7 separate regions of the Mus musculus genome follow, and all the other regions are linked to region 4. Evidence: chromatin loops called from intact Hi-C (ENCODE). Cell type or tissue: heart. All regions are shown on one strand.

Region 1 (4,000 bases), 89 kb before region 4:
GCATTCACTCTGCAGCTGGTTCAGTGTCACAGGATACTCAGCATGATGCTGTGGTTTCTCTTATCACTTGACTTAGTGATGGCAGGAGAGGTGTGATGCAGACTCACAGTGCTGCTGAGCACTCCGGAGTTGCTGCTCTAGCAGCCCGTCATCCTTTGTCTTTTTGCCCCACCTACCCGGGTAAATGAGCATGCTAGTCACTCTTAAGAAAGTGGATGTGTGGCTTTCTTCTCATAAAGACTTCATAATGTCCTAGATCCAAAGACTGAACCCCTGAAAACGGACCCACATGCTGACCTAATCGGGCATCATCTCTTCCTTCTTGCTTCTGTTGTCTCTGGCATCTGCTGAGGAGACACACACTGAAGACTTGAGTCTAGAGGTGTGGAGTGCCCTTCCAGGTGCTGTGTCTTCTGAAGGGCTCCATTTCTGAGCTCAGAACTTCATCTTGCTGCTAACACTGAGGGCTCTGTAAGATTAGGAAGCAGGCTGTGGACTGTGTCAACGTGCATGAGTTACATTGTCTGCATGCTCTCGCTGAGTTCCTGTGCCCGAGGGGGTTGATCAGGGATGGAAGCTTATCCAGCCCACGTGGAGCTGCCCGTCTAGCCAAAGAACTCCTAAGTGATGGGTAGAGATGGGATGGCGCAATTGAATCTTTTTTACGTATAAATCGGTGGCAAATGCAGGGGCGAGGCCCCTTGGGTATGGGATTTAGACTTTGAAAGCTTGTGCATGGATGCTCAGGGCTTGTTCTCCCCAAAAGGCAAATAGGCACCGTTAAGCATATGACGGCAAGTTTGCCGAGCACGCCCTTGTTTCTGGGGAAATTTTTCCCAATCTACAGTAATTCTTCTCTATGTGACTCACACCTGTGCCATGCCATGCTCAGAGCCTATTTTTGGGCTGGCCTATACCCAACCGAGTGGGTGAGGTAACCATAGAAACATGTTTGGCTGAGCACAAACATGTCCATGTCCACAAGGCCTCGAGCACCAGGGCTTTATCCACTGGGTTCAAAGTGGAAATAAGAACACACAGGCTGTGTAAGAGCTACATTAGGACAGTGTGACAACTGTGTTAAAATCCCCGAGGTAGATAAATTTACTTAGGGCGTGCAAAATAAATGCTTTCAGATTTCCTTTATTTTAAAATTAAGGTATAAGTTGTGATCCTACTCACGGGCAAGTTGGTCAATGGGTCATTGGTCCCTGTATGGTTTTACCTATGTACTTTGGTATGTCCTGTCTTTTTTTCTTGTCTAAATACTGGTTATGGTAGGTACCCCGTATCCATTTGTAGCCAGTCATGAACATGATCTGATTACCTGCTTCCCTAAGCATCAGATGCATGGGCTCAGCATAAGCTAGTCCTAAAGAAAGCTACCGCCTGGATGATAAGATAAAGGGCTGCAGATCCTGCTCGGGGCTCTCAGAGCTATTTATAACTGGAGCTTTCCCACTAGATGCCCTAACCTTTTGGTGCTTCATGGGGCCCTCTTTGGTTAGCTCCGTCCTTACAGTGTGTACTGATAAAGATGAGATCACAGGCTTGCTGTTTGTGAAGCCGGTAACTTCTCAGAGATTAAAGGGGACAGCAACTCTGTCTTCTCGGTCGTGCAAATGATTCTGCGGTCCACAGGCAGGGAATTTAGAGGGAGACCACTTGATATATTTCTACTAATGCACGGAGGGAAGAGAAAGCCCCAGGTTGTCTTCCAGGGGCAGACAGCCCTAGAGCAGCCGTGCCTTCTTCTCCTAAAGCTGGATAATTTACTCAAAACTTCTCAGTGGAGCTTTCTGAGCCTAAGGGCCGAGGTTGCCAGGGTGGTCATCAGACTCTGCTGTGGTCCACTCTTTCCCCGAACTTGGTCATCTGTGCACATCTGTGAAGGGGCCGTTTACGTGGAATTCAAATCTGGTTGTTTAGTCTACATGGAGCAGGGAGGATTCTGTCTCTTTAATATTTATAACGGTTGGACAGAACTTGCCGGGTGAAGGTTAATTGCTCCCCAGTTTAAGCAGCTCCCTGCCCAGATGGGTTATCAGGGCTGAACACTCGTTACAAGATTAATCTCATTTCCGACAAGACTTCCCTTTCCTTCAACTGATTTCTGCCCAGCCATTGGGGCTGTCATCGGCCGTTAAAAGGAGGGTGGGTCACTCTGGGACAGAAGCACTGGTATGCACAGAAACAATGCAGAGCAATGTCCTATCTTGGGGACATCTTTAGGAGAACACATTTCAGCCCTGTTGCGAAGGCCGAGGCTCATAAACAGCAAGGACAATTGGAGCACTCGAACCAACGTGCTCGGTGACAAATTTCCAAGGTGATTTCATGCTCCCTCCCTCGCTGCAGGATCCTGCCCTGGACACAGATCCACACATTGGGCGTTGTTGGTTTGAAGGTCTTCAAACAGTCATATTGTGATCAGTTTCATTTCTGAGGACCCCACCTAGGCAGGGAGCAGCTCACACGTCATACTCTGCGCCATTGTTGGGAATGAGAGGCATAGCTCAGAGGAAGCTGCCTTCAGGAACCTTAGTTGACGGCAGCCCAGGCAGCAAGGAGTCTGTGTGCTTCCTCCCACTGTGCGCTGGGCACCTATTAGGTGGCTCCTTCAGTGAATTCCCATCAGGTTTGTGATGAATCTCAAGAGACTTCAATACAGCGAATACTAACGTGGTCTAAGAAGAGCATGCTGAGCTCTCCTCGGGTTGTTTCAAGACGTTCTTGCAGACGCATGGTGGTTGTTTCTGTGTAATGCGTGGGAGGCAACTCATTGACCTGGTCAGCAGTGGTATTCCACACATCCACTAGCTGAGGCTATACAGGTAGATAACCTGGGCCCCAGTCCAGTGAAAATCAGAAGGCTGCAGCAGGGCAGGGATGTTGCACATAGAACCTGGAACAGAGCTGTACTGAGATGCCATGAGGCCAGGAGGCCAGAGGATGGAGCTTAGGGCTCCAAGCAATCAAGGTGACCAGGGTAGGTTAGCAGGCAGACATACAAAGGAAACATGAGAGCAAGGCTTATTGATGGAATACTGAGTGCCAAGGCCCTGGGGCAGGGACAGCCTTGGGGTCTGAGGACAGTGTTCTACTGATCACCTGGCTCACAGTGGAAGCAGAGGAACAGAGGGGCTGAGAACCCTGATAAAGGATCCCTTGATCTGGTTCTGTCACACAATGTTAGACACCAGGACTTCTCCATATTGAGGAACAAACCCTAGGTGTGGGGAACCAGTTAAACAGAGGTGCTTTTGGTGGGAGGCTAAACTCAAGGATGTAGAGGAAGTTTAAATCACTCAGGTTACACTCTTGTGTCCTGGTCCTGGTTGACTCTGGGCCAACCTGGCTTTCGAAGTCTCAGGTTTCCTGAACTGTGACATGGCTCTGAGACCTGTCAGTGGTGGCTCTCTCAGGGACCTGTCTTTAGTGGTTGCACTCAGTCGAATTCAAACCAGGCAGCTGCACATGCTAGAATCCTGATGCTTGCTGACAGGAAGCTCCAGGCATCTCACCCAAGTTGCTGAGCCTCCATTTCTTGGTCTTTAAATGGGCTTTGGTGTGATGCCTATTTAAAAGGTTGGCATGTGGATATACATTCATGCCCACAGGCCCTTCTGATGAAGCCCAACACACAGTACTTGCATTATTGCAGTGAGCTGTTAACAATTACAAAGGTCCCATGCTATCTGTGTGTTTTCTTGAGCTAGATCCATCCATTTTTCTGAGAAGAATGTGGTAGCTTCCTACTCAGCCAAGAGACATTTCCAGGGACATTTTCATGGAAGTAACTCTGTGTGTCTCACAAGTCAATATGTGATTTGAAGAGATTGTGTGTGTGTGTGTGTGTGTGTGTACATGTGTGTACATGTGCATGTGTATGTATGTACATGCATGTGTATATATGTGTATTGATGTGCATATGTGTGCATGTATATATGTTTTTATGTGAATGTGCCTGTGTGTATGCATGCATACATGTATGTATATA
Region 2 (4,000 bases), 98 kb before region 4:
GGAGTGGAGCTGGAATCAGAGCTCTGGTCCTCTTTGGGTTTTGGTAGATTGTTGATTTCGGGACTCACAAAAGGGATCATGGCAGTGCTTCAGACAGTGGAGACTGTCTGTGTGCCTAGCCAGAGAGCTCTCAGCAGGGATTTAAACTGTGGACCTGGACAAGTCAGAGCCTTTCTCACCTGGGAAAACCCTCACTCCCACTTGTGTTACTGTAGAGTGGAAGGGCACAGGAGCTCAGAACTCCCAGAGACATACAAACTCAGTGAGTGGAAGCCATTTATACCCATGTCCAGGCCAGCTTCCTGTCCTATCATATTTTTTCGTTGTCAGCACCAGTTTCTGAGTTCAGCTTTTCAATATCCAAGGAGCTCCTTTGACCCTTTTCTTTGAGGCACTCTCCTCTCTCTGTTAAGAGATAAAAGCTCTGACAGAAACAGTTGTTCCCAGTACTGGGTGCTAGAGGTGACCTGCCCCAGTCCTGGGGAAATGGCCGATGCTGCCTTTGCCTGTTCTGACCCTTTTCAGGGCAGGCCTGCTTTCCTTCCTCCCTCTCCCTCTCCCTCTCTCCCTCCCCCATTCACCTTTCCCTCCCTCTCCCTCTTCCCCCTCCCTTCCCCTCTTCTCCCCTTCCCTTTCCTATCCCCTCTTCTTCCCTTCCCTTTCACTCTTCGTGCTCTCTCCCCCTCCCCTCCCTTCCCCTCCCTTCCCCTCCCCTCCCCTCCCTTCCCCCCCTCCCCTCCCCTCCCCCTCCCCTCCCCTCCCCCCTCCCCACCCTTTGCTCTTTCTCTTTCTCTTTCTCATTGGCATCACTATGAACCCTATAGGGGCTTTTATTAAAGACAGAAAAATGAACACCAGAGTAGTAGAGGACCCTGAGTGTTCACTAGTGGAGGGTCCTTGTTGGGTCTGGTCCTCCTTATCACCCTCATCCAGGGAACTCGGATGGAACAGGTTTTCGAATTCTCAGTGTTAAAAGGCAGAGAGATGATGTCTCAGAAGAGTTGGCCTGGGCCTCATGCAGAAGTCATCAGCACCCGGCACGGTTTCTCTTCATCTTGTGTGGATGCTTAGAACTAAAAATATATTTAAAAAATTAAAAAAGAAACAATGCCTTGAGGTCAAATACAAAGGACTCTCAGAGTCATGTGACTCTAAGGAGTTATTCTCACCACCTTGAATTAGCACAGATAGTTGTGTAGGCTTGACTCTATTTAGGGCAAAGGGGATGAACTGTGAAGGTTCTAAAAAAGGAATAAAATCCACGTTCCTAGCGCCACCTTCCAGCTGTAGAAGCCCTGTCTTGTCTTCTTCAGGTCTCTGAGAGGAATCAACCAGTCCAACACCAGTCCTGCATCTGCCTCTCTGGACTGGCTTGCTTTTGAAGCAGAAGCCCATGGCTACCGGTTCTTACAGTCAGTGGTTATGAGAGAGAGAGAGCCACATAGATTTTTTTTAAGCCCTGTTCTTTGGCAAGGGAAGACATCTTTTTTTAGACCCTGTGTTTACTGCTTTGGTAAACAGCAGAACGCTGCTCCAGCAGTTACCTTGAGGATAAACGGTTTGTAGACAGACACTTCCTATACTTGCTTCCTGTCCTGATAGCCAGGCCAACCAGAGGCACGGGTGGCAGGAAGCACTCCTTGTGGAAGCTTCCTGCCAGTGCAAGCTCTTCTTTATTCCTTGTGTCTCTTCCAGTGAGATCAAGACCAGCTCCGGATTTTCACGGGGTGTGGGGTGTGGGGTGGGGGTGGGGGCGTGTGGGGTGGATTCTGTGTTTTGTAACAGGTGAAGAGATGAGGCTTTACAGTGGTGACTTTATTGTCTGTTCCTCAATCTTGGTGTTATCTCATACACAGACAGGCCAGCGCTTCGTCCTGGGGGGTGGGGTAGGTCTCACCAACCTTTTTGAGTCACAGAAAGAGATTTATGGCCCTAAGTTTTCCCCAAGGTTAGATGAACATGGCATCTAGTGTTGTTTCCTTTAAAGCAACTGTAGAGCTAGCTCTCTTTAGTTGGGGCCTAAATCACCAGATCTGGATACAAAGCCTGTTAGCTCACGGGTTGTTCTCCGTGCCCAGGGAGTGAATTGTTTAGGCCCCTTGAAGCCAAACAAATAAGACCAAGAAGCACAAACACTGAACAATAGGGAGTCATCCATTACCATCTACAGGATATGTCCTCAGCAGCTGGCCCTTTGTAGGGGGAAAAATGTTTCAAGTCAACAAACAGTAACACTGGACAATAAACTAAACACAATAAATAGCACCCAGGAGCCTCCGGCTCTAGTCCTGGCAAAGCCCCAGAGAATGGTGTTCCACAGGCCCAAAACAGGGAGTCTGCTGCTCCTGAAGCCTCCTGCAGAAGTCAGGACTTACTATACTCTAAGCAGCCCCACCCCCTGCTGGCCCTCGATGCTGGCCCTCGCTGCTGGCCCCCATCACTGCTGACCCCCTCACACAAAGCAAGTGTCTCCTGTGAGGTTTGTAACACAGTGACAAAGACACCAGTATCGGATAGGGAAGTCTACTGGTCCTGTAGACACAGGGTCCATAAGAGATGGTGACTGCCGGTGGGAGCAGAGACTAGCGTTCACTCTGGAACTGTTAGATGCAGATAGATGAAGGAAACAGTGTTGCATGTGGGTGCTTACTGACATGATTGTATCCCACAATAATTTCTATCTACACAGCCCCTCGCTATACATATTTTGTGTTTGAAGTGAAAGAGAGTTGAAATGGCCCCAAGAGAGAGTTCACCCAAGCCCCTCTCCTGACTCCCTCTTTAAAGCTGATTGCCAATCCTGTTGGGGGCCTTGCAGTGTAGAATCTCAGCATCCTAAGTGGAGACAAAGTGTCTTCCTTGTCAGGGTACTTTACCCTGTAGTGGAACTCTACCAGTCTCCCGGAATCATTGCCTACACATTTTGCCTACAGGGTTGCAAGGTGGCCTCTCTGACCCTCAGCGCCTGGGTGGTTTTCAGGACACTGTGAGTCATGGCTGCGTCATTTGGGGGGTGGGGCCAGAGAGCAGACATGTGAGGATGTAGATCTTACCTACTGGGGTCACCTTGCAAGACCAAGTTGGTCTATCCAAGTATCATTTTGGTCTTGGTTTATTTCTCTTGCCTGGACTGATGAAGACTGATGAATAATATCGATGAACCAACAACAATAAAAACTTACTTATCTTTTTTACATTTCCAAACAATTATTATAGAGGTTTGGAAAATTAAAATTCAGTAAAGGAAATCAAACTACCTTATATCACACCACCAAGGGCCTGCTGGTGTTTGAGTCTTTCCTAATGTCGTACACTTCTTTCATTTTCCACATTTGCAGATATAACATTTAGAAAGGAAACTCACTTTTAAAATGTGATTTACTGCTCACTTCCTGTTCCTTTAGAAATGCAGGCCCTATGTTGCTTTTCTTCTTTCTTCCTTTCTTTTTGTCCTTTCAGGACTGGGAATTGAACCCAGGACATAGTACATGGGAGGCAAACTCTCTGTATAATGATTTTTTATCCACTCTCTGAAGCTTGTTTCTCTGTCTTGCCTTCCTGTGACTGTTTGAAAAGTGTGAAGCACACATAGCACACATGAGCTCTGAGCAGCAGGGAACATAGATGGGCAAGGGTGAGCTCTCTGGGTACTCAGTTCAGTCTCTGTGTTTTGAAACTTTTAAAATTATTTTAAAATAAAAATAATTTAAAAATAAATAAAATTTATTTTTATTATCTTTTTTCAAAAGTGTGTGTGTGTGTGTGTGTGTGTGCGCGCGCGCATGCGCATAAGTACAGGTGCCTGCAGAGGCCAGAGCTGTCAGATCACTTAAAGCTGGAGTTACAGACCGGTGTAAACCATGTAAATCACAGTTAGAACTGGGCATGGATCCTCTGCAGGAGCAGGGTTCCCACTGTCAGGCACGAGCCATCTTTTCAACCCAGTCTCTTTAATTTTGAGACAGGGTCTTGGTGTGTAGCTCAGGTTAGCCTTGAATTA
Region 3 (4,000 bases), 67 kb before region 4:
ATGCCTCCTCTCCTTGCTCTGTAAAGTTCATTTTCTCCGAAGCCTTGTTTTCTCTGCAGGCTTCTGCAATTCAGATTTCTTAGCCTCCGAGAGGTTAGACCAGCTTTGCCCATTTGTGTCCCTCATAATAATATGAGAAGGAAAATGCCAGTTTCCTCTGCACACATTCAGTTCCTCATCCACATTGGCCATGACACATGTGTGCACCTCACTGGTACCACGGTGAAAGAGCCTTAATACCATGCCCTGACTTTGTTCTATGGTTAGTATGGGCAGCAGCTAGTGGTCATGTCAGGAAGCTGCTTTGATGCTAGAAGCACAAGGGGTGAGGGTGGGGCTGTGTGTGTGCTTATGTTTTATTTATTAAGTTATGCTAGTTTGCTTATTTGTTTATTAAAAGTTTCTCTATGTCACTTTGTTTGCTTATTTATTTATTTCTTGTTTATTTAAAGTCTATGTGGCTTTTTTGTTTATTTACTTATTTAAAGTATGTAGCATTTGCTTATTTATTTATTTCTTATTTATTTAAAGTCTGTGAAGCTCTATCTATCTATCTATCTATCTATCTATCTATCTATCTATCTATCTATCTATCCATCCATCCATCCATCCATCCATCCATCCATCCATCCATCCATCCATCCATCTATCTATCGTCTGTCTCTGTAGCTCAGGCTAGAGACTCACACTCACTATCCTCCTGCCTCAGAGTCCCCAGTGCTGGGACTGCAGGCATATGGCATAAACACCCTAGATCATTGTGAGTTGAAACCCAGTGAATTCAAAACTCAAAACAAGATGGAACTCGGTGTGGGTGTCCACAGGAAGCATCTGCTCCAGGCCTGCTCTGAAGCTACGGGGAGAAGTCAAGGGTAACATCTTCTAGAGAGAGGAAGCAGTAAGTGGAGGTGGGAAGGGAAGTCTTCAGGCTCTGTGTTACTGAGGTGGTGTCTCAATGGCCGTCTTAAGGAATGCTTGATCTGTTAATGAAGGTAAAGAGCTGTATGTGCCCTTGTATTTGTTAATTCATGTACTTGCATATGTGTATTTCGCTGTGTAAGCCCTCACGTGTGTGTCTGTATATGTATGTGTGTCTTTGTATAGCTCTGTCTCTCTGTCTGTCTCTGTGTGTGTGTCTGTGTATGTATGTGTGTCTCTGTGTATCTCTCTGTGTGTCTGTGAGTGTGTGTGTGTCTGAATGTGTGTGAGTCTGTCTCTGTGGGTGGGTGGGTGGTGTGTGTCTGTGTACGTATGTGTGTCTCTCTGTGTGTGTCTTTGTGTATCTCTGTGTGTGTTTGTGTGTGTCTGTGTCTCTGTTTCTATGGCAGTTCTGGGTCTCATTCCATTAGCGCTGGGCCAGTATTACAAATTGTAAAACCTTGGATAGTGAAGCAATGCCATACTGGAGGAAAACACTGTTAGATGGACTTAATTTTGCCTACATACATTTTCCCTTTGAGGTTAATCCAAGTCTTATAATATATACAAATATATATATAGATATAAAATAGCAATGCATTAAATTAGAAAGGGTGAGCAGAATGCAGGATGCTGCGTTCATCATATGATGCTCCAGCTTCTTTCCTGAAGGACTGAAGAGGGAAGAAATGACATCAGGGCAATGGGGGACCAGGCCCTGTTGCAGGCATCTCCCATCTTACCGAGCTTGGCTCTCGTTGTGTGTTTATGATTACACGATTCACTGGAAGGCAAAGGTTCACAGTGTCTGAACTGTAAGGATTCATGGGGGCTGCAGGGTGGGGAGACAGCCCTGCCCACAAGGTGATTACTTCTTTCATGGGGAGAGTTCACTCAGCTCAGTTCCCAGATTCTGTGTTTAAAAAACAAAAAAAAGCCAGGCATAGTGACAAGAAGAGCTTTCACTCCAGTGCTGGAGAGGCAGAAGCTGGCAATCCCTGGCGTCAGCTTAGCCGATCTGGCGAGTTCTAGGCAGTGAGAGACCCTAGCTTGAAGGAAAAGAAACTAAACAAGGATGGTAACTGGAGAATGTCAGCTCAGGTAAACTCTGGGGTCCATGTGCATCATGAATATGCACACAGGGACACACACACACTGAAAATGACATTCCCTAGGGGCTTAGGGTCATGATGCTGTTGGCCATGGTGGGGCTGTCCTCAAGTGTGTTGTCTGTTTTGTTTACATTGCTTCCCCTGTAGATATAAAGGGTTAAATTTTCCAGAAGTATCTATTATAGGTGCCTTGTCTTGGGAAGAGAGAAGACATAAATAATAGGGCCATAGATAGCCTAATAGATGTGTCTGTGGTATCGTTAGATTCATTGACGCCTATTAAAGCTCTCCCATGGGCACTGGCTCTGACATACTTATAACTGTGATCCCTGTCTGCCCTCATTTTCCACAAATTATTTGTTAAAAGATGGCAGATATCTATCTGCAATAGATATGGCCCAACATGTACGCGGGTCTTTGGATATGAAGAATTAGATTATCCAAGAAAAGAGCAGGCTTGTTGATGTAAACTATCACTTAAGTAGGTCAGGACCCGTTGCTGAAAACTCATGGGTATGTGGAAGAATGCGTACTTGGGAGATTCCTTACTGGCTTTCAAGAGACTCTCTTCACTTCCCGTGTCTATTCTTTCTAGCCTGTGATATTCTAGGCATGAATCCTCTTATTCTTTTTTCTTTTTGATCTCTCCCAGCCTTTCTTTTTCTAGGTCAATCTATTTCTTATCTTCAAGATAGGGCTGATGATAGGCTTAGTGGAGGGTTGTATCAAAACTGACAACCTGAGCTCCATCCCAGGGACTCCATCTTAGTTAGGGTTTTACTGCTGTGAACAGACACCATGATCAAGGCAAGTTTTATAAGGACAACATTTAACTGGGGCTGGCTTACAGGTTCAGAGGTTCAGTCCATTATCATCAAGGTAGGCACATGGCAGCATCCAGGCAGGCATGGTGCAGGAGGAGCTGAGAGTTCTACATCTTCATCTGAAGGTAGCTAGCAGAATCCTGGCTTCTGGGCAGCTAGGATGAGGGTCTTAAAGCCCATATCCACAGTGACATGCCTACTCCAACAAGGCCACACCCACTCCAACAAGGCCACACCCTCCAGTAGTGCCACTCCCTGGGCCAAGCATATACAAACCACCATTGCCTCTCATGGTAGAAGGAGAGAACTGACTCTGACCTCCACATATGTTTTGAGCGAGGGAGCACACACAGTTACTGCAAATAAGTAACTGGATTTAAAATATTGTAAGATAGGGCATTTAAGGACTCTGCTATGTATTGCCTCCATCCACCCTCTTGCTTTTGATGGTGGCTAGACAGAGGCTAGTGCTCAGCTTTGGGGAATAACCCTACCCACAATGCATGGGTCCAGTTTCTATATCTCTCACGGTGAACAGTTTACCTCTTTCCAAAACCTCATTTCTATCTGTGGGCAAGAATGGTAACTGAGCTCAGAGGGTATTGTGAAACAGAGCGATTCTGTCCCATACCTCAGACATGTCACCCACAGTGACACACGGCATTATTTTGCATTCCCTTTGAGCAGAAGCCATGACGGTTGAAGCACTGGACATGACTCATGCTAAGATACAGTTGGTATCCAGAGCTGAGAAACCATGGTAATGATGTAACTTAATCAAGAGTCTGTTGCAGGCAGTGTTCTGTTTTATTCCTTGGTGGGTCAGGTGTTTGTGAACATGGTCAAATGGTAATATTTCACCAATGGTGGTAGGAAGAGGCTGCATAGTTCATGTGAGGGGATGTCAGGAACAGTTCTGTACTGGGATATTATGGGATGGGAGCTCAGACAGGCAGGCTGTGAGGGTGAGACTGGATTTCAGGGTGCATGGCTCCCAGGCTAGAAGGGCTTAATTATCAAATCATGATTTCCCATAAATCTCGAGGACCCCGGAGATGGTTTTAGAATCTGCTTCCCCAGAGGTTGATGCTGGATGTCTTCCAAGCTCTCTGAGCTTTCAGAAAGCATGGATGGTTGTTTCTCCTC
Region 4 (4,000 bases):
GCGATTTGAAGCTACTACATGAAAACGGGTTCAGACTGCTGGTACTGTGGGAAGGGCTGACCTATGGTCTAAGGAATGTGAGTCAGGATTCCAGGCCCAGAAAGAACCTTCTTGGTGGGCATCATTTCCCTCCTCTGAACTTTAAGACCAGTTGTTGGTATTTTTTTATGTTAATAAGAGAGAAATGGACAAAACATATATACGTGAGTCTTTTAATTTAACTTGCACAATAACACTATGAAATATTCTCATCTCCTGTCTTTTATGTGTGAACTTGAAGCTCTGAGACTGATTGTTAGAAATCAGACTACCTCACATGAGCACCTTCCGGGTTCTGACGGCCTCCCTGGGAGAGTCTTCCCAGGCTGTCAGGCTAGGTGCCCTCCCATGTCTTGGAATTCTGGTCAGAAGCCTGCCTGGTGGTAGCCATCAACAGGAAATGAAACACAACCCTCCCATTTCCCCCATCCCATCCTCCAGTCTCAGCACACGACAGCGGCTGCCAGGTGGTGCCTCTGATACAGAGCACAGAGCACGCTCGTTGAAAGCACAGGGTTCCAGCAGTCCTAGCTGCTTGTGCCCGACATCAGTGAAGAGACTCCGCACACATGGGCTGCTCACTTGGTGTCTCCACTGATCTGCCTTTGTCTCTCAGAGATGGAGGCCAGCTCCCACTGGGAAGGTCCTGCCTCCAGGTCAAGCTCCCCCACTCCTGTCCATATTCACTATCAACCGGGGAGTCAGACAGACAAATAGACAAATACAGCTGCAATAGGAGAAACCGGTTCACATGTAGCAGTGGGATGATAGCATCCCAGCCCTCATTGATATGTTTAGCCAGACACGGGGCAGAAAGCAGACTCCTAGACAGAGACAGGTATTTCAGAGTAGGTCTCACCTTCTCCTGTGGGAGAAAGCCTGCATGAGAGCTTTACGAACCCTTTCTATGGAAACGTGGCTAATGAGGATTAACAGTTCCGTACGCGACAACGGAGGACAATGGACTTGTCTAGGGTTGGGTGACTTAGCAGTTCTTCTTGCTCTCACCACAGTCTGCCTCTGTATCTTTGACAGCCCTGGACACGAGGCACTTACAAAGAGAGGGTAAGGTGGAGCATGAAGGCAGGCTTCTGTGACCCCAGCAATTGAGAGGCAGAGGTAGGAGGATTCAAGCTTATTCTCAGCTAGACAGCAAGATCAAGGATGCCCTGGGCGTCAAAGCTGCATCTCCGTCACTGTTTACGGTCACTCTTCCAGGTTAGGCAGCATTGTGGCAGGGAAGCAGAGGAAGAAACTTAAAGAAACCACATCCCATCCCCACATCCCACCACATCCCATCCCCACAGCAGAAAGGAATGAACCAGCGCACACATCCCTGATCTCAGCTGGCTTTTTTTTTTTTTTTTTACCAAAGTGTGGACACTTTGCCCCTTCCTAGAATTGGGAACAAAACACCCATGGAAGGAGTTACAGAGACAAAGTTTGGAGCTGAGACAAAAGGATGGACCATCTAGAGACTGCCGTATCCAGGGATCCATCCCATAATCAGCCTCCAAACGATGACACCATTGCATACACTAGCAAGCATATGCTGAAAGGACCCTGATATAGCTGTCTCTTGTGAGACTATACAGGGGCCTAGCAAACACAGAAGTGGATGCTCACAGTCAGCTATTGGATGGATCACAGGGCCCCCAATGGAGGAGCTAGAGAATGTATCCAAGGAGCTAAAGGGAACTGCAACCCTATAGGTGCAACAACATTATGAACTAACCAGTACCCCGGAGCTCTTGACTCTAGCTGCATATGTATCAAAAGATGGCCTAGTCGGCCATCAGTGGAAAGAGATGCCCATTGGACATGCAAACTTTATATGCCCCAGTACAGGGGAATGCCAGGGCCAAAAAGTGGGAGCGGGTTGGTAGGGGCATGGGGGGGAGGGTATGGGGAACTTTTGGGATAGCATTGGAAATGTAATTGAGGAAAATACCTAATAAAAATATTTTTAAAAAAAGTCAGGATTTACATGAGTCGTCTTCCTGTGTTTTAAATGTGCTATGCAAAAGGGATTAGTCAACATCTCTGCAAAGAAGCAAGCCCTGAGCAGCACTGGCCAATGGCACGGTGGGGGGGGGGGGGCACAGCACTCTGTGGACTTCTGAATGGGAGGCTGCACTTGCTCTTAGGAGCAGGCCTGGAGCTCACTCTCAGCCATGGGTTTCTGTGTTCCTAAGGGGTTTTGCTTCCTTTGCCACATGCCCTCTGCTGGTCATTGCTGGCCATTGCTGGTCATGGCTGGTCATGGCTGGTGAGGGGTTAAGAATCTAGCTTCTTTCCCGTGGGTCCCTGTGGGTGGGGGGGGGAAATATATATATATTACCTTTAAGAGATGAAACTTAAAGGTCTGGAGAGGGTCAGAGAGGAGGAGAAATGCACAACGCTGTTTTCTCTCATGTGCAGAATCTACATCTAAAACTGCATTAAATGAGCCTGAGAAGAAAGCAGAAGACAGACTGTTTGAAGGGAGGAGGGAACCACTGAGGAGGGAGGACCATGAGGGAGGAAGGTCGGGATGGATGTGAGCAATGTGTAAGGACACACGTGAGCAAAGTAGTGTCATGCATGTGAGCAAAGTACAGTGTCACACACATAAGCAAAGCACAGTGACAAAGCGCAGTGACACACATGTGAGCAAAGTGCAGTGACACACATGTGAGCAAAGTGCAGTGACACACACATATGAGCAAAGCGCAGTGACACACATGTATGAAAACAGTTTAAAAACCTTGTGTTTTGTTTGGTAATTCTAAAGAGAAAGAAAGCAGGATCATGGAGGCCCAGCTCTGCAGCAGTTGCACACTTGGTGCTGAGTTGCACACTTTGTACTGGGAGCTTGGGTCCCTCTGTGCCCCCATGACATCCAAGGCTGGACTGAACACAGATGCCTGGGCCTCCACGATGTCTTCATCCTCTTTCCTCACCTCTCGCCTCCGTTTCCTCCCTGTGGGCGTCAGTCCTGGGCTCATTTGATGTAACAGCAGGGTCGTTGTTGAAACCAAATGTGCACAGCATTTCCCAACCTCCCTGGTGGACATTTGAGGCCCAGTGCTCTTTGTTGGGAAGGGATACAGGCCTGTCTGATGCTCAGACACTCCTGGTATCTACCTCATCTGTGCAGTACACACTCCTCGTGCTCCGCCGTGTGTCTCTATGCATGGTTCACTCTGCACAAAAGCATTCTCCTCCCAAGATGAGGGGACTTCTGGTAAGCAGAGCAACAACTTCATGGCTGTTTCAGAAGCAAACACTTGAGTAACTGGGGGAGTCCTGTGCCCTGTTCCCTGTGGTTGGAGATAAAGTGCCACTTGAAAACAAGTTCCTGGGGCTGGAGATCAAAAGCACTCTCTTGCCCTGGCACCCGGAGAGTAACCCTCGGAGCAGATGGGGGATCTGATCTTGGGTCTTGGTGGCCATGTTACGTGGACTCTGTGGCTATGGTGGCAGTCAGACCTTGTAAAGAGCCCTATCCCAGGCCCTTGTTGTTTTCATACACAGGGACTGTCACAGGTTCACTTGGAGGCAGTTCTGTTGTCCCTTCCCACCAGGGAGCTGCCAGGGACTTTTGATTCTGGAAACTTCCTATCACACTGAGTATAAACTCACTCTGTTACAAGGCCTCTGTGGCCCCGGGGTTCCCTGTCTCCACAGTCCTCCATGTTCCAGTCCTTCCTTCCATTCCTCACACCCAAGGTCTGCGACATCTTAGGGTCTTTACCCAGCCATCCATCTTTGCTGCATGGGTGCTCTTCCTGCAGGTGAGAGCAGGTGTGTACAACCTGGAGGCCCCAGGAAGGCTTCCCTGACCTCACCTCATTAACCTTGCTAGCTGGAGGGACGCCCGTGGCCAGATCTGTTTCCTTCATTGCTTGTGTTTGCATTCATTCACACTCTTATGGCTATCGTGACTTAATTGAGCAGGAGACTTCTGGCACTCAGTGAA
Region 5 (4,000 bases), 53 kb before region 4:
TCAGTGGCCGTCATGACCCAGCCTCAGGGTTTAGTGATAACCCTGTCTCTCCCCCTTCTTCACTCAGACCTCTCTCCGAGGAACACCCCTGGGGTTTGCACGACGGGAGTCTGGTGGTGTACAAAACTGAAACCTGCTGCTAGCACTGTACACAAGGGAACCCTGGTGCACCAGGCTCTCCTGACTGCCAGCCTCCCACAACTCCAATGGCAGTGGGATAGCCATGGTTCCCTCTAGGCTGGCCATGGAGGCCAGAGATAGTCTACCCTAAGGCGTGGCCACACCAACTGCCTGCCATTGCCAGGTGCTGGGGCTCTGCCCAGCAGGCTGTGTTCCCCGGCTCTGTGCACCCCCGGTCCAGGCAGCCAGATCCAACAGCTGCTGTGGGCAGTGCCTTTCCTGCCACCTGGGATGGGATTTCTTCTGCTTTTTTGCTTTAATTTTAAAATTCATAGAAATGTGTATTACATATTGAGCACATATCCCCAGACACCCCTCATCCCTTTTCTTGGCCCTCCACACTCTTTTGCCAATCTGGACAGTTATATGTCACGTGTGCATGTGTGGTTTTGTGTGTCGGTACAAAATCTATAAGAACCACAAATGAGAGAGAGCGTGAAATCTGTCTTTCTGAGAAAGACTTGTTCACTTACTATGATTATTTCCAATTATCTTATTTTTCTGCAAACTACATAATTTTACTCTTTTTATGGATTGAAAAATAGCCTGTGTATTTATGTACCATATTTCTTGATGACGATCCTTCGTGTCTTGCCTAAGGATCCACAGCTACTGGTATTTAATGAGCTGGGGTCCCAAGCTGGTTGCTCTACTCCCAGGTTTGCTCTCCAACCTCTTGGAGCCATGAACTCATTAATTCTGTCAGATGAGTGTCTCCTTGAGGTGGTGCTCTCAAAGCGAGGTCCTGAAGCAGGACCTGGGGGTCAGGAGCTCAACCTATGGAGATCCCCAGGTTCTGGTCTAAGTCTTCACAGCAGTTGAAGGAACACGGCAGGGCACTCTGGTTTTCTGGTGGCTGAGAGGTAGCATTGGGCATCGTTGAGGGAGGTGAGAAACAAAAACCCAGTATCTAGGTACAGGCCCAGTGAGCCGGGTCAGCTCAGCAAGTAGAGGGGGGCTGCGCTGGAGGTGTGTCTGTCTGTCTGCATGGGGTGGCATCTTCTGTAACTCACCCCATGGACCCTGTGCTTGGCGGAGTCAAAGAGGTGAAAGATGATGTTCCCTGGGCCTTGCCTCTCAGTGCAGCCTGGGAAGAGGAGGGGTGGGACCTGCCTCCCTCCAGCCTGTGGTTGGATAGTGACATGCTTTGGGTGCAATAGTTTAAAATACTTGTTTATTTAACTTGATAAAGAGTTCCATGTGTCCAAAGGCGAGACTGTGTGGTGTCGCTGAGGGTGGACTTGAACTCCTGCTCTTCCTGCTTCTGCCTTTGAAGAGGCTGGGATTACAGGAAGTGCCACCACCCCCGATTTATGAACTACTGGGAACTGAATCTAGCACCTCAGGCCCGTTAGGCAAGTAAGCTACCAACTGAGCTACACCCCCTACCCCACAATATGATACATTAACAGTGTGCCCCATGAAGTGTGGTGAAGGTCATCGAATGAGGAGTGGGTCACTTGGTTGGTTGGCCCTTTGACCTCAGACATGATGGTGGCATACAGTCACTCGTTCAGCTGAGTTTGTTAAGCACCTACTATATATACAGTCACTGTTCTAAAAATGTAGCAATCAAGATTCTTTGCTGCTGGCTTTCTAAAGGAAGAAGGTCACCATTTGATCAGCTGACTTGTCAAAATACACAGCAGCGCAGATCAGAGCAAACACTAAGGTGAAAAGTAAGGCAATTCCAGGCAAGATGGTCCAAAAAGGTTACCTCTTAGAAAGTGGAATTTGGTTAAAGACCCAATAACAAAGAAAGAACTCTCTCGATTACACAGTGGAGGATATCCCAGGTTAAAGGAATGCTCTGTGCAAAGGCCCTGTGGTCAACCAGAGATATTCTCTAGGGTCACAAGAGGGCCCACATGTAGTGACCAGGAGGGAGGGTAGCAGAAGGTGAGTTTGCAGAACATGCCTGTGAAGACCAGCAGCTTCACTGCAGAGCCAGCCTGGACGCTTGCAGGTGAAGGAGAACTCTGAGTTACTCAGAGTCCACAGGTCTTCCTGGTGCCTGTGTTGAGGCTGAGAACCTGATGCACATACAGGGCTCTGGGGTGTGCGGTCCTGGGGCTCTGCAGAGGAGTAGAGTGGTAGAGGTCAGGGAGAGACATTGCGGGCTGTAAAAGGAGGTGGCGTGCTCTGCAACCGGGATGAGCTGTGTGAAGCAGGAAGGAAGCCAGGACAGGATATAGACTACAAACCAAGCACACTGTGGACAGACCAGAGCTCGGAAGCACCCTGGGCTCACAGCCCAGGTTCCTCTTGGGTGACAGCCTTCACACTGTGACTTGGCTCTGACCAATACCAGGGAAAATGTCAGGCTCTCTGCCTCCATTGGTGGAGCAGACCTTTACCCATTCCACCAGTGGGTCATAGCACAGAGGATTTTTGCAATTGAGAGTTTCCTAGGTATCTGGGAATGGAGGCCAAAGGATGCTGGTGTCACCAAGTACTGAGCAAGATGGCATTACCCCCTTCAAAAATATCTGACTCCACATGCTCATGGTGTATAAGTGGGACCCTGACTTTCTGCAAGTTTTGTCAACATTACTGTTCCTACTGGCACGAAGATAGAGCTATAGGAGCATACAGTCTGTGAAGGAGAATGCAGCTCAGGTGGTCTAGAAGGTTGTAGAGTGTGGGGGTAAATTCTCTCTGTTACTTCTGTCTGTCTGTCTGTCTGTCTGACTGACTCTCTCTATATCTCTGTCTCCCTGTCTGTCTCTGTCTCTGTTTTTCTCTGCCTGTCTCTGTCTCTCCCATGCACACAGCCCTAAGTGTGAGCCCTACAGTTGCCTAAGAACATCAAGGTGGCTATAATCCCAGCACTCAGGAGGCAGAGGCAGTTGGATCAGGAGTTCAAGACCAGCCTAAGCTACATGGTAGAGCTGAGATCCACCTGGGCTACATGAGACCCTGCCTAAAACATGCAGTTAACAATGACAAAAAATATCTCCAAAGATTGGCAGCAGGTGTTCTAAACCTAGAGAATGCCTAGGACCCATGATGACAAAGCTTAAATGTGAGATCTGCTGCATGGCATTGGGAGAGAGCTTAGAAGTTATTTTAGGATAGAGGATGTCCAGTTTCCTCAGTAAGACTACAAGAGGGCGTGATTACAACTAGACTCATGCTTTTCTGATGAAGTTCTTTGACTTTCTGAAGGTTGTATAGCCAGCTTAAGCTCGCCTACCATAGGCAGCTTGTCCCCAGCCTCACATCTCCCTCTCTGGGCCTCCCCTCATAGGGGGACATTTTCTTTGCTGCCAGAGACATCAGGGTCCCTGGAGAGTGTTGTATGCCTCTCCTCTCCCTGATCTCATGTCTTCTTGTGTTGGAGGCTAACAGATGCTAACAGGCACTGCACCTAAAAGTCTTAAATGTGACAAGGAGCCCCCAGGTGGGCCCTTTACAGTGGCCTTCAGTGGATACTCACTGAACTTGAAATCAAGCTTCAAAGTCCTGTGTCAGGTGCACACTCTTTACAGTTTCTGTGTGTCACTGTGTTAGAATCAGTGCTTTGTGTACCTATGTGCAACCAACTCTTGTTGAACACTTGAAGCTATCCGCAGGCCTGGCTTCTCTTTCAGCTTGGGTTTGCTATTCATATGCTTCTTGTACTTGGCGAGCGTTGGGCATGATCTGGGGGCAGTGATATTCCTGGGCACTTGCTCCCTTCTGCCTCAGGGCTCCGACATGAATTGGCAAGCAAGTTGCCTCCTAATTGAGCTCTGCTGCCCTCCAGACTGTGGCTGTGCTGGGAGACTTTCCAATGAGTCCGCTTGGGTGTCTATGACAGAAATACCCAAGATAGGTT
Region 6 (4,000 bases), 220 kb before region 4:
AATCTGAAAACACCAAGTCTGACCTTTTAAAGTTGCTGTGAAGCCACAAGTGGAAAATCCCACAGCTGACCTCCTGTGTTGGGTCACACTCAGAAAATGCGTGTTAAAAATCATGGTGCAGAATTACCTTTGGGTACTGAGGAGATGGCTCAGTTGGTAAAGGTACAAAGACCTGTTTCAGCTCTCTAGAACTCATGTAAAATGTCAGATGTACCAGCGTGCACCTGTAATCCTGTGCTGGAGAGATGGAAACAGGGTATCCCTGGGCTTGCTGGCTGGCCAGCTGCGTCAGTGTGTTCAGACTCAGTGAGGGATGAGAGAGTGATTAGGGAAGATAGATAGCTCTGGCTTCTACATGCATGCACACGCGCACACATACACACACACACACACACACACACATGGGCACACACATGCATATACACATGTTGTACACACACGCAGGTACACATGCATGCACACATGAACACATACACAGACATACAGACACTCGCACACACACAATGCACACACATGTACACACCCATCCTTAAACATGTGCACACACATGTGCATGCATGCATGAAAACACACACATGCTCACACATATGCATGCACACGTGATCGCACATACACAAACACACACCCATTTACACAGGCACCACGCACACACACATACACATATACATACCCACACTTAAACATGTGCACATCCATATGTGCATGCACTCAGAAATACACATGACACACAGACACATGCACGCACATGCACACATGCGTGCATATGTTTTTACTATTTGTGTGTAGCTTGAAGACTGGTCTCACCAGAAGACCCACACTTGCCTACTATTATAAATCAGAGTAGCAGGAAACAGTATGCTCCTGGCTGTAGCATGTACCAGGTTGACAGGGTCATGCTCTCTGCTCTCTGAAGTTATGTGTCTTCTCTTGCTGCAGATGAGGTTCACAAGGTGCAAGTGGCTCTCTGGGCTTGTCCAGAAAGATGGTTTCACCTTCCTAGTCTAGGTTTTAGTCTCCAAACTAGCAATTAAACCATCCCATAAATCCTCCATGCAAGGTAGTAAAACCTAATTTTAGATTTCCTGTGTGCCGCAGTGTCCTGTCTGATTGCTACCAGTTGGCCAGAAGCCGGACATGAGAAGCAGGCGGCTCACAGTGCACCAAGTGTCAAAGCCCACTGCCTACATGGTTGGCGGTTGGTCTGCATTCCTTGACTGCTTGTAGCTTTCATTGGTTCAAGACCCTGAAGTTCACTTGGTTTTGTATGTGTTTGTATGTACGTAATGTATGTGTACATATGTTTGATTTTGTGTGTGTGTGTATATATATGTGTGTGTGTGTGTGCATATATGTGTGTGTGTGTGTTTGTGTGTACATATATATGTGTATGTGTGTGCATATGTGTGTGTGTGTGTGCACATGCCTGCGTGTAGAGTGGACAACCCTGGGTGTCATTTCTCAGGTGTCAACTATTTTTTCTGAATCAAGGTTTCTCACTGATCTGAGCTTGCCAAGTGGACATGGTTGGCCATCCAGAGAGAATCACCTGTCTCTGCTTCTCCAACGATCCTTACAGATCTATCTGTCTCTGCCTTCCCAGCACAGGGGTATAAGTGCACACCCAATACCTGGCCTTTTAAAATGTGGATCCTGGGTGTAAACTCAGGTTCTTGTGCTTGTATGGCAAGAACTTTGTCAACTGCCTTCTCCGCAGTCTCTGCTTGGACAGGGACCACAGAGGGAAGGGTAGGGACAGAAGCCGGTATAAACAAAGAATGGGAAGAGTGGTGGCTGATGCTCAGGGGACAGAAGGGCCAGAGACCCAGAGTCACACTGATAGCTTGGGAGAGCTCAGAGGACCAGTCCCTTAGCTCAGCTGCATGGAGGCTGAACACTCATGCTGCACAGGCACTGAGAATACACTTACTTTTTGGAGTTCCGAGGGGGGGGGGGACCTGCAAACCTTAGGACCTCACCCTGGGTATCTTTTGATGGGCTGTGATGAGCAGACTGAATGGGGCTTAGCACTGCTCCAGGAACTTTTAAATGGTATATCCTCTCTCTCCTCTCACCCTCTCCCTCCCTTCCCTCCCTCCTCCCCTCCCTCCTTCTCTCCCTCCTTTCTCCCTTCCCTCCTTCACCCCTCACTACTACTCTGTGTGTACATACCAACTTGTGCAGTGCCCACAGAGGCCAGAAGAGGGCGACAGATTTGCTGGAACTACAAGCAGATGATAGGAAGTGAACTAGGGTCCTCTGAAAGAGTAGTAAGGACTCTTAACCACTGAGCCATCTGTCTGGCCTCTGGCACATCCTTTTGATGTAAGGAAGCCATGTTTAGGAACCAAGAGTGGACTGTGACACTGGGGACAAAAAACAAACAAACAAACAAAGAAACAAACATGTCCTGGCACATATTTCCCTACAATCTTGAGGAAGTTAAAATGGCATCTTTCTGATTGACAATACATTGTCTGGTGTTGGGAGCCCCTTGTTCACCAGGAAGATATAGGTAGACCCACTTCCAAATCTAAGGAAGGATAGGGAGGGATCAAGCTGACCACCAGTGCTCATGGAGTTGATCAGTCATGGCTACAGAGCAGAGCTCTGGTGAGAACACTAGGCTTCCTTTACAGTAGTGGAAACTGATGGTTCCAAAAAGGTGGCCCAGTCTTTCTCTCCCTCACCTGGGGTCAGCTCTTCACTTGCACCCCCTGTGCCCTTGACAGCAAGCCAGTGATTGGGAGAGTGAAGGACGAAAGTCAGCTACCTCTCTGACTCCTTCCACCCCAGGACAGAGAGCATATGTGTCATGTGTCCTGATGGGACTCACTCCAGCCTCCTACTGGAGACATCAGGTTTCCAGCCTGAATAGCAAGTCTATTGGACCGGCACCCCATCTGTGCTTGCCCTCCTCAGATCAATCCCCTGGCCTGTGGTACTCCTCTGTTCAGCTGGCCTGGAATTCTGGGAATTGTAAGTTGTGGTGCCTTATCTCCCTTAAAGCCACAAACACAGGGGCTGGCTATCTGCCATGCTTAGAGGGACAGCTTTCTTCACTTCGCTCTGACAGCATTGAAGGTGAGTTTAGGAGGGCTTGGAGTGGCTGGGACTGCAAGGATGCACCCCCAGTGATGGGAGGCAGGGATGCCATCTGACTGTTGTACTTTGCTTGAGCCTTGGCAGGGCATCGTGCCCTGTGACCTATGGTGAGTCTAAGTGTGTCTTTGCTATGCAGGTGTTGGCTGATGGGGTGGGTGGTGCCCCAGAATCTATACGAACGGAGCTGAAAATGTTTAAAACTTAAAAATCCCTCTGTCTACACTTTTGAACTTTAAGGGGTAGGGCTAGCAATTCCTTTGTCTGTTGTGGAAATAAAGAACATGTAGATGAGTCAAAATATTAAAGTTACATCTTCCGACCCTCAGCATGTAATTACGTGTGACAAGCAATGCATTTAATTTCAGAATAGTGGCCCCATATATAAGAATATATGTATATATTTACCTCAATGTAGATATTTTAATACATTCTTATAACCCATTTTGTCCAAACTAACAGCACATTTTTAAGTATCTGTGCCATTAAGTGTATTTGTTGAAAAGTTGCTTTTGAGCCACATTTACTATGAAACTATCTAACACCCTATTGTGTAGCCTTACAGCATCTGACCCACGTCTGCTGAGTTTGGGCTTTTTCTCGGTTTTCTGTTAGCCAGCCATCAGAGTTCTCAGTCTCGGGTGCAGAATGCCCATGGCCAGGCTAAGTCATGCTATTTTGGAAGTGGATCTAAAAATCAGCAGGCTCCTAAGTTTCCAGGGTTGAAAAAGACTGTAACACACACACACACACACACACACACACACACACACACACACACACACACTGTACTGTACCTGGAATAAGTGCCTGGAAGTGAAGCCATGGAATCAAAGATGACCTGAGGAAGACTGCGCTGTGGCATTCAAAAGTTTTGATTAAAATGACATTTATTTATCGT
Region 7 (4,000 bases), 610 kb before region 4:
TGCTATATAAGCCAGGCAGGCCTGAAACCCACAGAGATCCACCTCTGCTTCTCAGGGTTTGGGACTAAAGGTGTGTGCCAAGGCCAGCTTTGGGCATGCGCTAACCACTGAGCAGTCCCTCCATCCTGGATCTTCACCTTCTAAGTAAGAGGTGTGGTTTGTCTTCCTTCATTCAAGTCATGGTGCACTGGGGAAGGCACAATAGGAAAACCAGGTGCTCTTCTGTCTTGCCTGAATATATCCTTAGCCGGTCATCTAGAAGGACAAGGACAGCAGCTTGATAATATTCAGACGTCAAAAGTCCAGAGTGGTTTTCAATGCAGTTTCCATGGCTACGACTCTTTTATTGACTTTCTCAAGATAAACTCCTGACTAGTGGCTGGGAGGCTTGAAGGGCTCTGGAAGTCAGTCTGCTACCTGCCCTATGGCATCCCAGACAGCTTTGAATCCAGGCTGAAAGGCAACCTCCGTCAATATAAGTTCTCAGAAATCTTAGAGAACCGGATTGTCCCTCCATATTGGACACAAGTCACATTGTCTTCTGTTAGTTTCTTATTTTGTTTAATGCAGCACAAGGAGGCTTCACAGAGCTGCCCTGTAGGATGAAAACATTGACATGGAGCAGTCACGCAGCTTACTGAGACTCAAAGAGAGAGGATCTCTAGTCTTTTTCTTTCTTAGAGACTGTGTTCCTGAAACTCTGCTGGGTGTTAGAACCATCTGGGGAGCTTTCAAATGTTCAGTGCCCAACCCAAAAGCCACACAACCTCAGTCGACTTCTGGAGATTCGATCCAGGATTTCTTCACCCTCTGGTAAAGCCAACGTGTGGCCAAGTTTGAGCACCAACTTGTTAGAGTATTCAAGTCTCAGCTTGGACCCAAGGGCTCACACACCAGCCAGCATTCTGCAAGCTACTCCTGCACACTCTGTCAGGCTGAGTCTGAGGATACTTTAATGCATACCAAGTGGAGATCTCCACAAACTGAAGATTCAAACTGCACATCAGAAATGGGGCTGAGAAAGTCACAGGTGTGACAGCTGACTGTGCAAAGACCTCAGGTGTGTAGCCAGAGGCTGGAGCCTCCAGCCCCACACATGGCATATGCAGGAGACTGACTGCTGTTGGATTGGGTGGTATTTGGTGAATGTGAGAGGATTCAGGTCAAGAATGGCACGTCCTAAACCGATTTATGTATCAACTTCTGCATACAGACTGTTTTTAGAATCCCTGAAAATGTTTTGAGGAGCTGTCTCTTGTTACTGCAGAACAAATCCATCAGGTGGCTTTTCCAGGCTGGAAGGAATTTACACTTGAAGTCCCCTGGACATTGCCATGCTTGCTCAGGCTGCTGGGGCCGGTGTGAGGGCTGTGAGGGAATGAAGCTGTCGGCACGTCAGCAGCCCACATTTTCTCAGGTGCTACTGTGAACTCTGGTGAATATTTGATCACAGTGTTCTTAAATCAAACTCTTGCCCACTTAGAAATGATTATTTCATAACGTTCCCTCCGGGCACACAAGAACGTTAGAACGTGCAAAGCGGTTGAACAAGCTGTATGTTACTGCTGCCCTCCTTAACCTACTGAAATTATGAGTGAAGATCGGTCACAAGGGGGCAGTATTGCTCAACAAAGGTCTTTCTTCCTTCCTCCCTTCCTCCCTTCCTCCCTTCCTCCCTTCCTCCCTTCCTCCCTTCCTCCCTTCCTCCCTTCCTCCCTTCCTCCCTTCCTCTCTTCCTTTCTTTCTTTCTTTCTTTCTTTCTTTCTTTCTTTCTTTCTTTCTTTCTTTCTTTCTTTCTTTCTTTCTTTCTTTCTTCCTTCCTTCCTTTCTTTCTTTCTTTCTTTCTTTCTTTCTTTCTTTCTTTCTTTCTTTCTTTCAGGGCCTGGCTGATCTGAGTCTATAACCTATCTTCCCTAAGTATCTGACTGTATTAATACTAGATTCTTCCACAACCACCCATAAGTAACTAAAAACAGCACAGCCATCTGTATGCACTAGACCTTTAGTCTGAGGGCTGGTAAGATGGCTCAGGGGTTAAGGGTGCTTGCTGCAAAAGCTGATGACCTGAGTTTGATCCAAGAACTCATGTGGTAGGGAAGAAGAACAGACCCTGGAAAGTTACTCTTTGATCTTCGTATGCATACATGGCACACACACTCTGAGAGAGAGAGAGAGAGAGAGGGAGAGAGAGAGAGAGAGAGAGAGAGAGAGAGAGAGAGGTACATGTTAAAAAACCAATGTTGGGCTGGTGAGATGGTGAGATGGCTCAGCAGGTAAGAGCACTGACTGCTCTTCTGAAGGTCCTGAGTTCAAATCCCAGTAACCACATGGTGGCTCACGACCATCTGTAATGAGATCAGATGCCCTCTTCTGGTGTGTCTAAAGACAGCTACAGTGTACTTACATATAATAATAAATAAATCTTTGGGCCAGAGCAAGCAGAGGTCCTGAGCTCAGTTCCCAGAAACCACATGATGGCTCATAACCATCTGTACAGCTATAGTGTACTCATATACATAAAATAAATAAATCTTTAAAAAAAACCATAATGTTGACTTTGAAAAACAGAAAGCTGTCCCCACCCCTCTACCTGCTCTCACCCTCCACCTGCCCCCCGCCCCCACCCCTGCTTTTTCTCATGGTTTTTATGAGGCCCCAGATAGTTGTTACTGCAGATGGGAGAGTAATCTCCTGGAAGAAGCACACTCTGTTCGCAGCCATGGCAAGCAGAAGGCTTTGCTCTCTGAGCAACATTGCTCTGTGGGGCATGCAGAGTTGCTGCCTCAGTCTCTCCTGTTAGAGGGAATCATAGAAGGCTCTCAGGCTATGTGCCTGGGGTGGATTGCTGGGTGATCTCTCTTTAAGGTCTTCCTAGCCACAGCAGCACTGGCCCTCCCTTCCTCCACTGAATATGGCCCATTGTGGCCATTCGAGGAGGCCTCACTTCTGTGTTTATGGCTAAGCCCCCCTGTCTTGCCTTACTGCCAGGCTCCTACTTCTCCTGCCCAGAAATGGCTGTGACCCTGAGCCCTGGGGGTTTTTGAGTCCAGCCTCCACTCTCTCCCCATGACAAGGAATGTTCTGGCTTGTCTCACTCTGCATCCCAGGCACCAAGACCTCCCAAGAGTACAAAAGCTCCCTAGGGCCATTAGTCCCAAGCCCACCCAGGCAGACTCTCTTTACAGCATGGCCGCTGTGAGCTGGAGTTCTTGCTCTCTCTCTCCAGTGTCCCTTCTTTGAAAGGAGGCCATGAAGTTCCCTTAGGGAACAGAGAGCCTGATTCCAGCAGATACTGTATATAGTCTTGATGAAAAGCCAGCTGTAGCTCTTGTTCTCTTGCTTCCCCCTTGGGCTCGTCCCTTCCCCCCTCCCTTCCATATTCCCTTCCCCATCTCTCCACATGGTCACGGCCAGCCTCTACTTCTCTACTCTCTCTGCCTTTCTCTGCCTCTACTGCCCTCTTAACTCCCTTCCCTATGCCTGAATAAACTCTATTCTATGCTATATTGCTGGGTATATAAAGAAAAGAAAAGAAAACAAAAAAGAAAAAGAAAAGAAGATCCAGTTGCAAACTGAGGTACTCACCACACACTGGGTGGGGGTGTCAGATATCTTTGTGTTTTCGTGGAATTTCCTTTGAAAAAATGTGGAGAAAATTCTTGAGAGGTTCTCTGAGGCCCCATAGGGGTCCAGGCAGCTCCTACTCTGCCTTCTGGGACCCATATGACCATAACTAACCTTGTTTGGATTTGGTAGAGGCAGACTGGGCCTGGAGAGAAAAGCAGCCTCAGGTTTACAGGGCCACACAGAACTCTTGGCCTATGTTCCTGCTGTCTGCATTAGGTCCACCTGGTTCCTAATTCCACAAAAGTCAAGTCTGTCCAAGGGTCCGAGGCAGAGGCAGTGGATGTGAGGACTCAGGTGTCTTCCCAGACCTCTATCGTGAGAAGGACTTGGTAGGTAGAAGGAAGATACAGGAGGGGATCTGCAGGTGAGCTCT

The links. Peaks named below come from ENCODE experiments on the same cell type or tissue, not always from the same donor. Only the 100,000 strongest peaks of a DNase experiment are listed, where the experiment ranks them.
Region 1: it touches region 4 in a loop (2.4-fold over the local background); 7 of 42 quality-filtered maps call a loop at or near these places.
Region 2: it touches region 4 in a loop (3.0-fold over the local background); 9 of 42 quality-filtered maps call a loop at or near these places.
Region 3: a loop joins it to region 4, with 2.2 times the contacts of the local background. A loop is called at or near these places in 3 of 42 quality-filtered maps.
Region 5: it touches region 4 in a loop (2.4-fold over the local background); 3 of 42 quality-filtered maps call a loop at or near these places.
Region 6: it touches region 4 in a loop (6-fold over the local background); 18 of 42 quality-filtered maps call a loop at or near these places.
Region 7: a loop joins it to region 4, with 8 times the contacts of the local background. A loop is called at or near these places in 21 of 42 quality-filtered maps.

What each region holds. Positions count from the first base shown.
Region 1 is chr16:95,437,447-95,441,446 of GRCm38, reverse strand. The region is part of intron 2 of Erg (ETS transcription factor); the gene reads left to right. Among named protein-coding and RNA genes, the nearest start is that of Erg, 91 kb to the left of the region's middle. In heart, no CTCF peak of the experiment used is centred here; DNase peaks (open chromatin) are centred at 846, 1,456 and 2,176; H3K4me3 peaks cover 1,226 bases; H3K27ac peaks cover 3,440 bases.
Region 2 is chr16:95,447,078-95,451,077 of GRCm38, reverse strand. All of the region lies in intron 2 of Erg (ETS transcription factor), which reads left to right. Among named protein-coding and RNA genes, the nearest start is that of Erg, 81 kb to the left of the region's middle. In heart, a CTCF peak has its summit at 1,621; DNase peaks (open chromatin) are centred at 1,577 and 2,247; H3K27ac peaks cover 2,000 bases.
Region 3 is chr16:95,415,643-95,419,642 of GRCm38, reverse strand. The region is part of intron 2 of Erg (ETS transcription factor); the gene reads left to right. Among named protein-coding and RNA genes, the nearest start is that of Erg, 110 kb to the left of the region's middle. In heart, no CTCF peak of the experiment used is centred here; no DNase peak of the experiment used is centred here.
Region 4 is chr16:95,348,926-95,352,925 of GRCm38, reverse strand. No RefSeq gene overlaps it. Among named protein-coding and RNA genes, the nearest start is that of Gm31641, 91 kb to the right of the region's middle. In heart, a CTCF peak has its summit at 2,263 (motif pointing left); DNase peaks (open chromatin) are centred at 415 and 2,205; H3K27ac peaks cover 2,919 bases.
Region 5 is chr16:95,402,015-95,406,014 of GRCm38, reverse strand. The region is part of intron 3 of Erg (ETS transcription factor); the gene reads left to right. Among named protein-coding and RNA genes, the nearest start is that of Erg, 130 kb to the left of the region's middle. In heart, no CTCF peak of the experiment used is centred here; a DNase peak (open chromatin) is centred at 2,384; H3K27ac peaks cover 262 bases.
Region 6 is chr16:95,569,017-95,573,016 of GRCm38, reverse strand. It overlaps a transcript of Erg not described here. Among named protein-coding and RNA genes, the nearest start is that of Erg, 41 kb to the right of the region's middle. In heart, a CTCF peak has its summit at 2,211 (motif pointing right); no DNase peak of the experiment used is centred here.
Region 7 is chr16:95,962,196-95,966,195 of GRCm38, reverse strand. No RefSeq gene overlaps it. Among named protein-coding and RNA genes, the nearest start is that of Psmg1, 27 kb to the left of the region's middle. In heart, a CTCF peak has its summit at 1,584 (motif pointing right); no DNase peak of the experiment used is centred here; H3K27ac peaks cover 602 bases.